Regions from separate parts of the Homo sapiens genome. Here region 1 is linked to region 2. A link is a contact called in ENCODE Hi-C or POLR2A ChIA-PET data. All regions are on one chromosome and are shown on one strand. The core of a region is the stretch at or near the end of the contact, and the rest is flanking DNA. Distances in the headings are between cores, read along the strand shown.

The links. Hi-C counts contacts between places; a loop is a spot of excess contacts on that map. ChIA-PET counts read pairs that join two places held with the same protein, here RNA polymerase II (POLR2A). Pooled maps may share reads with other maps.
Region 1: a pooled map shows a loop between it and region 2 (1.9-fold over the local background). The contact joins two enhancer-like sites. A Hi-C loop is called at or near these places in 3 of 168 maps with a recorded cell type or tissue (HepG2 and dorsolateral prefrontal cortex) and 3 of 50 pooled maps. POLR2A ChIA-PET finds 5 or more read pairs at or near these places in 1 of 52 experiments (activated T-cell).

What each region holds. Positions count from the first base shown.
Region 1 is chr1:229,127,102-229,132,106 of GRCh38, reverse strand. The region is part of intron 1 of LINC02815 (long intergenic non-protein coding RNA 2815); the gene reads left to right. Among named protein-coding and RNA genes, the nearest start is that of LINC02815, 25 kb to the left of the region's middle. RefSeq lists an enhancer at 1,791-2,085. Within about 2 kb of position 2,031, at least 8 of the 41 ENCODE cell types and tissues checked have a DNase peak (open chromatin) inside an H3K27ac peak, as active enhancers do.
Region 2 is chr1:228,987,289-228,992,090 of GRCh38, reverse strand. No RefSeq gene overlaps it. Among named protein-coding and RNA genes, the nearest start is that of LINC02815, 170 kb to the left of the region's middle. RefSeq lists an enhancer at 1,782-2,532. Within about 2 kb of position 1,975, at least 21 of the 41 ENCODE cell types and tissues checked have a DNase peak (open chromatin) inside an H3K27ac peak, as active enhancers do.

The DNA of each region.
Region 1 (5,005 bases), core at 782-3,281, 140 kb before region 2:
ATGAAGAGACAGGAGTAAAGGAGAGCAGGGATCTGAGAGGCAGAGCTCAGGCAAATGTGATGTTATTTGGGGAGAAATTACATGAGGAGGTGAGGGGAAGGAGAAACTAGAGGTTCCTTAGGGTCTAGCTTGGGTAAGATGGGGGTGCTGGCACCCAGGAAGCAAGGAGGAGTAAATGGAATGTTCTCTGCTTTGCAGGATGGTGCTGGTGGCAATTTTCACTTCCCAGGCCCCTAGCCAGTAGTAGAATATAGAGAAAAGATGAGGTTTCTTCATTTCATAAACAATCAACTAATCAATAAGCAGGCAGCCCTCTTCCTCTGAATGTCCTGCGTTAATTGAAAACCAGAGGACTTTGATCACTGAGGATTGTGTTGCATAACTGGTTTCAATGCACCATTGTTTTCCTCCCTGGTTTTTTTCCATGATGGAAATGATTTGTTTGCCACACTGGGCAGGAGATCATATTTAAATGTTTCTTGGGTTTGATCTCCAAACAGGGGATTAACTAATGCTTGTGCTAAGGTGCAGAGTAGTGGTAAACAGATTTAATAAACTCTAAGTATGTAAGCTGCTGTTGAGGGCAGGGGTAGTCTAAGATGTGGGCACCTGCTGGTTTCCAGCTTGGTCAACACCAGAAAGTGTCACATTTTGTACTTAAAAACTCAGAGGAGTTTGACAGCAGAAGAAGCCAGGGGTGAAGGTGGAGAGGCTGAGAGCCAGGTGTTTCCAACTTAGGTCTGCTTTTGCCATGAACCTGGGCAAGTGATGACAGGTTCTAAAGATCTTCCAAGTGTTCAAGGGCAGAGATGGGGAGGAGGTGGGGGGCCACATTTGCTGAGATTCAGACATTTATGGAGTGCTCCTAAGAAGGGTAATGAACGCCAAGCTACCTGCTCGAGAGAAGGAGATTCACGTTTCCTCTCTTTGCTATGGGAGTGAACAGAGACCATGATTGCTTGCAATAGGAGCCTTCATAACCTCTCTGCCCTTCACCGACGAAAGTGGATTCTATCTTTGCCAGCTCCATTTCTGGGCTTTTACAATTTAGAATCAGGGCAAGGGAGAGAGAGAAAGAGAAATGGAGATTCAAGCAGGCAAGTGGTGGGGAGACAGCTGGGAATTACAGAAGAAGAATCAGAGACTTCCTTGCAGGAGAGAATTAAGAGTAGAGGTTAAATAAAAGAAGCAGAAGAAAATCAGGCACCCACATGGGCTGCCAGGAGGCAAGGCTTTGCTGGGAGCAGAGAGTAAGAGAGAAGTTTTGGAGAATCAGTGAGAGAGCTGGAAAAAGAGGCTTGAGAAAAGTTTTGCTGCATGTTAAACTTCACCCTGTGGTGTGCCTTGATAATCTAAATAGTAATGGAATAGATTTTCATGAACATTTCCAGTAAAACAGACTTTGAGTTGGTGCGTTTTGGAGCCTCTCTGGAACCTGAGATGCTCTGAAGCCTGGATCGCTATGGAAGTAGCCTGCTGGGGGGTGGAGGTTGGCACAGGGGATGCCAGGCAGGTGGTCACCCCCCAGGCCTCAGCTTACCCATCTGTAGCACTGTAAGGACCCTGCCTGTTCCATCCTGTCTTTGCGCTTCTCAGCTCTAGCTTTCTCATTAGGGTGCAAGCTCTTCAAGGCAGGCCTATGTCCTCATCCCCCTGTCCCTCCCACTCCCTGGTGTGCACAAGAGAGGTCAATCGCTCCAGGTCTGTGAGGCAATAGGGTAAGTGTCACGGCCAGCACCACCCCTTCTTCTCCAGGACGGGAACCCTTCAGCCATGTTTCTTTTGAAGCTTTCTTTCCCCCTTTCCCCTTCATGCGTCTCCCCAGATGATGGGCTCACCAACCACATCCTGAGTCCTCTGCACAGGAAAGCAAGAAGGGTTGTTTTCACCCCAGTGCCCTTCCCTTTCCCTTCCCCCACCACCAGCAGCTCAGAAGCCAAAGTCCCCTGGAAATAGGTCTCTGCTTCCTTTGCTAACTCGTGGCTGATGGGCGTGTGTGGCATCCACCCCAGCTTCCTCCTCTGTGCCATTAGTTCTGCAACAGCTGGAAAGCAAGTCTGCGCTTCCCAGCACCTTTGCGCTAGGATTCTGGATGTGATGTGGGTTCTGCCAATCAGATTAGTCCCATTTTTTCTGTCACGAGACTAAATTTGAGGCAGGGTTAAGCTGAGAGACAGAGGCAGGGAGGGACGCACCCATGTAGGGGCAGAGCTCCTAGAAAAAGCATTGCAGTTTTAGCCCTGGCTTCCCGGTGTGACTGGGGCCTCCCTAATTGTAGCAGAAGGCAGGTCCTTCCGCATCCAGCCCTGTGGCGTGGCTTTGGGAAGCGAACCTGCCTCCTAATGATTCCGGGAGTCATGTAATTCCCCATGAGCACTCCCTTTCTGCTTTCAGAAAGACTTGTCTCTCTGCTGCTGAGTCCTGCCTGACACCTACGAGCACCCTGGTTGGGTGGGCAGCTGCAAGAGGCTGGCCCCCCATCCAGAGGAGGCTTTGTGACGAGGTCCTGGCCATGGGCAGGTCTACAGAAGTTGCTGGCGGGGCTTCTGGGGACGAAGAAGCAACCCCAGCTGGCTGCTCAGCTCCTTAACTGTCTGCCATTTGCCCTCTGGGATGTGGTCTCGACACCTCAGCTTGAGTGCTAAGAGGCAAGCAGCAGAGGAGAACGTGGGCTCAGGTGTCCCGGCAGGAAGAAGAGCACCCGGGGCTCTGCGGCTAAGGTGCTGCCGCCCTGCACTTGTGTGGGAGCCCCTTCAGAGGCTGCCTCTCTCTTCTACTTCCCTGATCCCCTCTCCTGCCCAGCACTAGGGAATCTTTGCTCGTTGGGTCTTTTATTTTTAGCTACACGGTTCAATGAAAGCCTTTCTGCTTTCTCTGCATTGATTTTGCAGAACAATCCAAGGGTCGGTCTGATGCTTTTATGGCTCAAATTTCCTGGGGTTTATTTTTCACGAGTAAAAGTAAAAGTTAAAACTCCTGTTTGTACCTTTAGATAACTAGCTTACCGTGGTGTGGACGGGTAGAGAATGAGGGAGACGGAGAGACTTTGGAGTCAGACTGAGTAGTTTTAATCTGGGCTCCATCACTTACTAGCTGTGTGGCGTTGGGGGAGTAAATAAGCCTCTCTGAGCTTCAGTTTCCTCATTTATAGATTAATAATAGCAACAATACTCAGCTCATAACCACTCAGGTTGTTTGTGAAGTTCAAATAAGGTAATGCTTATAAAACTGAGAGGCCAGGTGCGGTGGCTCATGCCTATAATCCCAGCACTTTGGGAGGCTGAGGCGGGCGGGTCACGAGGTCAAGAGATTAAGACCATCTGGCTAACACGGTGAAACCCCGTCTCTACTAAAAATACAAAAATTAGCTGGGTGTGGTGGCGGGCACCTGTAGTTCCAGCTACTCGAGAGGCTGAGGCAGGAGAATCACTTGAACCCAGGAGGTGGAGTTTGTAGCGAGCCAAGATCACGCCACTGCACTCCAGCCTGGCAACAGAGCAAGACTTCGTCTAAAAAAAAAAAAAAAAAAAAAAAAAGACTAGTTCATGATACTTATTAAGAGCTTAATTTTAAAAAAACAAAGCTCTTATTGTAATTACCTTTAGTTTTTTCATTTATAAAGAGGACAAAGAAAATCAGCATACACGCACACTCACTGATATAGAACTGGCTCCAGCGCAGGGAGTTCTATTTTAAGCAGGCCCAAGTGGGCCTTGTCTCTACAAGTCAATAGCAAAATAGAGGGTAAGGGGAGATCTGAATGGTTCTGGGAGCAGCCGGGGAAAGCAGAAACCAGGTTCATTTAGAGAGACGTGGGAGGACGAGCTTCTGTCTCTGGGTGGCCTCTCTTCCTCTCTGGAAACTTCTTCTGCAGCAGATGGGCTATGCAGGATTCCCTCTCACCATGCACAGGCCGCAGCAGGCTGGCCCAGGACTCCCACTTAGTGCAGATTTTATGTCTGTTAAACACACATGACCCTTCTTTGGGACAAAGAAATTCTGGGTTTAATAGAGGCTCATCATCAGGCTAAAAACAATCTGGTGAGGCCACAGTTGGGTGTATGAGGCTCTTCTTGGTCCATGGCAAGGAAGGAAAATTCACTCTGCCCACTGATTATATAGGCCGCAGAATACTAGAGATTTGGGTGGTCTTTTTGTTTTACAAAAGTACAGCAGGCCACTTAGAACAAAAACATGGACTAGTTTAGGACTGGGGAGAAGAAATACATTTTGGTTCGTCTAAATCTCCTAGAATTGTTTTCTCAGCTTCTTCTAGATCCATACTCATTTCAAACTTGATCTCTAGCTTGAGAATTTTTGAAATGTAGCTGAATCATTTGAATCCATCCCCCATGTCGACAATCTGTAACTCAAAACTTACCCATAACACAAATAAGTATTTGCAGAGGGGAGGTTCAAGAATGCTTAAAAGTTTAATTGAAGGCTTCCCTCATTGTTCACAAGTTTGCTTTGGGGTTCACTGAGAAGAATTAACATTTGTGGATAGTGTGGGCATCAGAACTGGACCTCTTTCATACAAGGCTTTGATGCCTCCAGCAACAGAATGGCTGTCTGTAGTCCGCTTGGCTGTGGCTCTGAGTTTGAGGGCTGGCTCCAGGCCTCCTGGGGCTTCCCCATCCCTGCACCTTCCCACTAGCCACTTCCTTTGTGGTTTCCAACGTGTCCTCTCTCAGAGTGCTGCTCAAATCTGTTTTGATTGGGGTGGTCAGTTCACAAGTTAAGAATGTGTACATTTGATCAAAACTTGTTCTGCTCCCATCTTGAAAACTTCTAAGTTCTGATGTCTGTCATTAAGAACTATGTTCATTGTATTTGATAGTACAATAGGAAAATTACAGTTAACAGTTGTTTATTGTAAATTTCAAAGTGACTAGAAGAGAAGAATTATAATGTTCCCATCACAAAGAAAGGATAAATGTCTGAGCTGAGGGATATCCCAATTACCCTGACTTGATCATCACACACGGCATACAGGTATCAGAAT
Region 2 (4,802 bases), core at 726-3,225:
TGGAGGGCCTCACTCTGCCATTCTGTAACTCCTGCACCTCTTCCATTCTTAAACAGGACCATTCCTATTTGGTTGCATTGGAAAACTATATCAAAACAACATTTTCTCTCCAAAGTCATTTTGGCAAAACCTCTGACCAACCAGAGATATGGGTGAAGAATATTCCATGGTCAAATAAATTCAGAAACTATCCTTTGCTCTACCTTATTCTTGGAGAGTCCCAGTGCATGTTAGCATTCGAGAGTGGGAGAGGTCCTGCTGTAAAGAATCCATTTAGTTCTGCTTACCAAAGGTTTCCTAAACATATTTGCCTGTATAACTGTCTTGTTTTACTTTGTTTCATTTGCTTAACACGTCTTAATTAGTGCTTCTCAGAGTCTGCTAAACTAACCTTAAAGGTGAACTCCGGGCCAAGTGTTTGGCCCACTTTTCAGAACTAACACCTCAGGAGTCGGGTATCTGATGAGAATTGTCAGGGTCCCCATGAAATACAGCTGTAGTACTTTTGCCTTTATTTCTATTTTCTTTATACTTCATCTGATGTCTAAAGAGGTGACTATGTTTTTTTCAGGTTTGGAGATGTGAGTCCAGCTAATTTACTTGTTTCAGCTCCATTGTGAATATGCTGTGTGATCTAAGAAAGTTGCTTTATCTATTGTGGTTTTCTTTCCTTTCGCCAAAGAAAGGATCTGCGAACTCATCTCCTGGAATAAGGAAGTGCAAAAAACTTTGCGGTGCAACGTATGGGTTTCATCTTCTTCAGGCCCCTCAATCAATAATGGATTCTAAGAAACCACGCAGACTTGGAACGCCACAGAATCAGTGATCCCAGTCATATGCATGCACATGCATACATGCACACACACGCGTGTATACAACACCCAGTGGGTGTGGTGAGCCCAGCAGGGCTGGGGTGGCAGGAGTCCCCAGCAGGTTGCCTCCATCTGAGAGCAGCCTTGTCCCTTTGCGACAGGGGTGGTGCAGAGATAATTCTTTCCTCTGACGGCCTTGACCTGAGTAAGCCTGGGCAGCCCTGGCCTGGGAGGCTTGCGAGCATCCCCACCGTCACTGGTGAAGGGCTCTGGGATAGAGAGTCAGGAAATTGGTTCTTGTTCTGCCTTTGTCACTCTTCTGGAAAAGTCACCTCACTTTCCTGGGTCTTCGTCATAGACCCAGGAAATGAAGACATTGAACGTTATGACTGCCACAGTCCTTGCCAGCTCCGGAGTTCCTTGAATTTTATGATACAGGATGTCTTCCTAGTGCAAGAGGTCCCAGTGTCATGCATGGCCGTGGTCCCATCAAGGGCCTCCTAACTTCCCCCAGCTCTTGTCAGGCCTGCACAGGGCAGGCTTCCAGAAAACAGCCTCCTTTCTGGCTTCTGTCAGCACAGCAGTTGTGAACTTCCTGCCATGTGGCTCATAGCTTCAATGTCTGGGCCAAATGTGGAGAAAGGGCAAGCAGAGAAGGCCTGCAAGGAGGAAGCTGAGGGACTGGCACTGGCTCCCACTTCCTTCTTATCTGTGGGTGAGGCACAGAAAGCCCCCGGCCCTCCCCTGCCAGGGTGCGGTGTGTGGGCCCCTGATCGGCAAGGCCTCCACATCACTACCACCTTACCACCTTGGCCTCCACGTGTTTCAGAGCCGGCTCCCTTCCCATGGCCTTTCCACTCCACCCCACCCCACCCCCAGCTCTGACATCAAAGCAGTGGGCTCTGGAGCTCTGAGGATGTCCCAGGCTGTTCACACAGAGGCCATTCCACATTTTACAGCTCTAATTGGTTTTGTAACTGCAGTGAGTTGATGAGAAACACACCCGCTCACACGTAGAAGACAGGGAGCACTACAAACTTTGCTTATTTTGCAAATGCAATGAAGCAAGACAGCAGTGTCACTGCCAACATCTGACTGATCAAGAGTGTCCATGGCATTTTTCCAGAGAGACAGCTGGGCCTGCGATGGCCTTGCAGGGCCCCAGATGCTCTGTGGGGTGCTCCAGTGTCCCTCCCTCACTTGTTTACCCGTGAATGCGCCACATCCTGCCTGGGGCTGGTCAGGTGAGGCTGGAGGACTTCATGGCGGCAGGCTCAGCCTGATAATCCCAGGCCAGCGGGTGGTGCTAGGGTCAGGCTGCACATGGACAGGAGGATGAGAGGGCATGGGCAGTCACCGCAGATGGGGCCAGCTTGGGCCTGGCACACTGCAGGTGTTCAGTTGAGACTGGTTAAAAAGTCCTCTTGCTAGAGCTCCTGACTCTTCTTGGTGCTAACAGGCACCTCCGGCTTGTCCTGTCCATAACCCACGCTTGTTTTCTGCGCCAGCCCACCCTAACCTCCTCCATCTTTCCATTTCAGTGAATGGCACCACCCCCTACCAGAGCTGAGAGAAAAGCCTACCAGCTCCCCATCTCTGGGGACATCAGAACAGTGGCGTCCATGCTATCAGCACCTCCTCCTGCAGCCGCCAAAGAGTCTCCTCATTTTCCCTTTCGTCCCTGCAGTCTGTTCTCCAAAAACAGCAGGAGCAAGCTTTCACAAATGGGAGTCAGGTTATGCAGCTTTCCTGCCTAAAATCCTCGGCTGGCTTCCCATGGCTCTTGAATAAAATCTCAGCTCCTCGCCACAGTCTAAAGGCCCTGACTTCCTACCTAACTTCTTTCATTTTTGCCGTGAGTCCGTTTGATCCAGCCTGTGGGACTGCTGTCTGTCCTCAAGGGCATGAACACGGTGCTGCTGAAGGACTTTTGCATGTACTCTTTGTCTGCCTAGAATGCTCTGCCCTCCGTGTTTTCAAGACCCGCCTGTCCTCCTCCCTTCCTCGGAGGAGTCCCTTACCACCCAATGGGAGGGCATCACTCCATCTCATCCGTGCTGCCAAATACTTCCCATTCTACTATTTGCAACCATTACCATCCAACATTTAGATAACCATTTTTATAGTTTTTGTTGTTGATTTGTTTATAATTAACCTCCCCTACAAGAATGAAAGCTTCTAGGTTGTCTTGTTGGCCACAGTGCCTAGAACAATGCCTGGCACCCATCAGTGCTTAACACGTGTTGACTGAATGGAGCTGGGCCTGTTCCACTTTCATAAGTCACCCCAGTAGGAATTCCAACCATGTGGAGAGTAATGACTCCATCCCAGGGTTCACAGAGACCATGGCGGGTTGAAGTGGGTCACTTCGGACTTCAGCAGAAACTCGACAGCTCCCTGTGAGCATGCCTGTGGCCACACTGGTGAGGCTCCACCCTCACTATGGACCAGCAGCACATGAGGGGCCAGCCGAGGTCACCAGGCCCTCCCTCCTCTCCTGCCAGCTGAGCCTCCCTGCATGTGGGTGGGACCATGAGGGATGTTTGCGAGTAGAGAAAAGGAAGAGGCAAGATGAAGACTAGCTCAGAAATGTGACTGTTTTCTTTTTGTTTACCTCTATTTTCTGATAATTATATAGTGATCATGTATGTCTTTCATAATTAAAAAATCATTGTAAAAAATTATTCTAGTAGATTAATAGTATCAGAAGAGACAGAGAGCTAGAAATAACAATTTACCTTTAAAATATCTTGAAAATGGACTGCAACCATGTGCAATGATCCAACCCTCTAGCTCAGGAGTCGGCCGCCCACAGCCCACCACCTGTTTTGTAAATAAAATTGTATTGGAACACAGCCATGCTCATCCTATAGATGCCTTCTAACTCTATCACGTTAGAGTTGACTTGTTGCGACAAAGACCCCGAGGCCTGCAACAGCCTGAAATGTAGACCACCTGGCTCTTTGCAGGAAAAGCTTGCTGGCTCCTGCCCTAGAGAGTACCCTGCTCTCCGCGTTTACCGGGGTGCGGGGGAGGTCCCTCCACAATGCCAGCACAGGCAGCCTGCAGCTCCTGCTGTGTCCTCTGCCCGTTTGGTGTATCTGTGTGTCTCTCTGCTGAAGGTCAGAAACTAGATTCATCTTTATATTTTTATAAGGCCTGGCACATTTTTTACCTTAAATGAGTCCATATTATGAAAATATTTCTGTTCTGCTTGAGTAAGGAAGTCTCAGCTGATGTCCCACCCTCCAACAGTCATGCGTGGCCACAGAGTTGGGGATCCTCCCGCTGAGTGCTGCACAGAGACCCCCATAGCTGCCTCTTTTGCAACTCCTCACTGTCTGGTGGCAGGGGCACCCTGTCTCTGAAAGCTCTTGGCCACACGGGACGGCTGGAGGTTGCCCCTCCACAGCACCCCTCCCTGACCCTGCTCAAGACTGCCCTGGAAAGGCCTCTTCAGAGCCAGGTAGCACCCCCCAGGAACAGGAGACAGTAAATACCCACCAGTCAGGATAAGCCAGGGTAGGGGTGGGCAGTCTGGATTAGGATTTGCATTTTTAAAGAAATTTCATTTTGTTCCTTTCACACAAAAGCACCTGGCCTTATGCTTATGAAACATTGCTGAGAAAGCACCATGCTGAGCATGAAATGAAAAGCATAAATTCATTTGTAATTTGCAGCCAGCATCAATGGCACAAAACAGGCAGCCTGGTCCAGTGTGTTTAATTGGCCCCCTGTCAGATGTGTATATCATGAAGTAGCTTTTAACACTCTCTTTGTATGTAACATAAGGGCAAATAACAGCAGAGCGTAGCTTCCTGATAAACCAAAGGATCACAATTCCAGGCTAGCAGAATTTAATTAGGGAGGATATGAATGCAGCAATAGACCCAATAATTCATCTACTATGAGAAGGTGATGTGTGTCAAAGCTGGCCTCCGGAAGATACGAGTGTGTGTGTGCGCACGCACACGAATGATATGTCTGTGT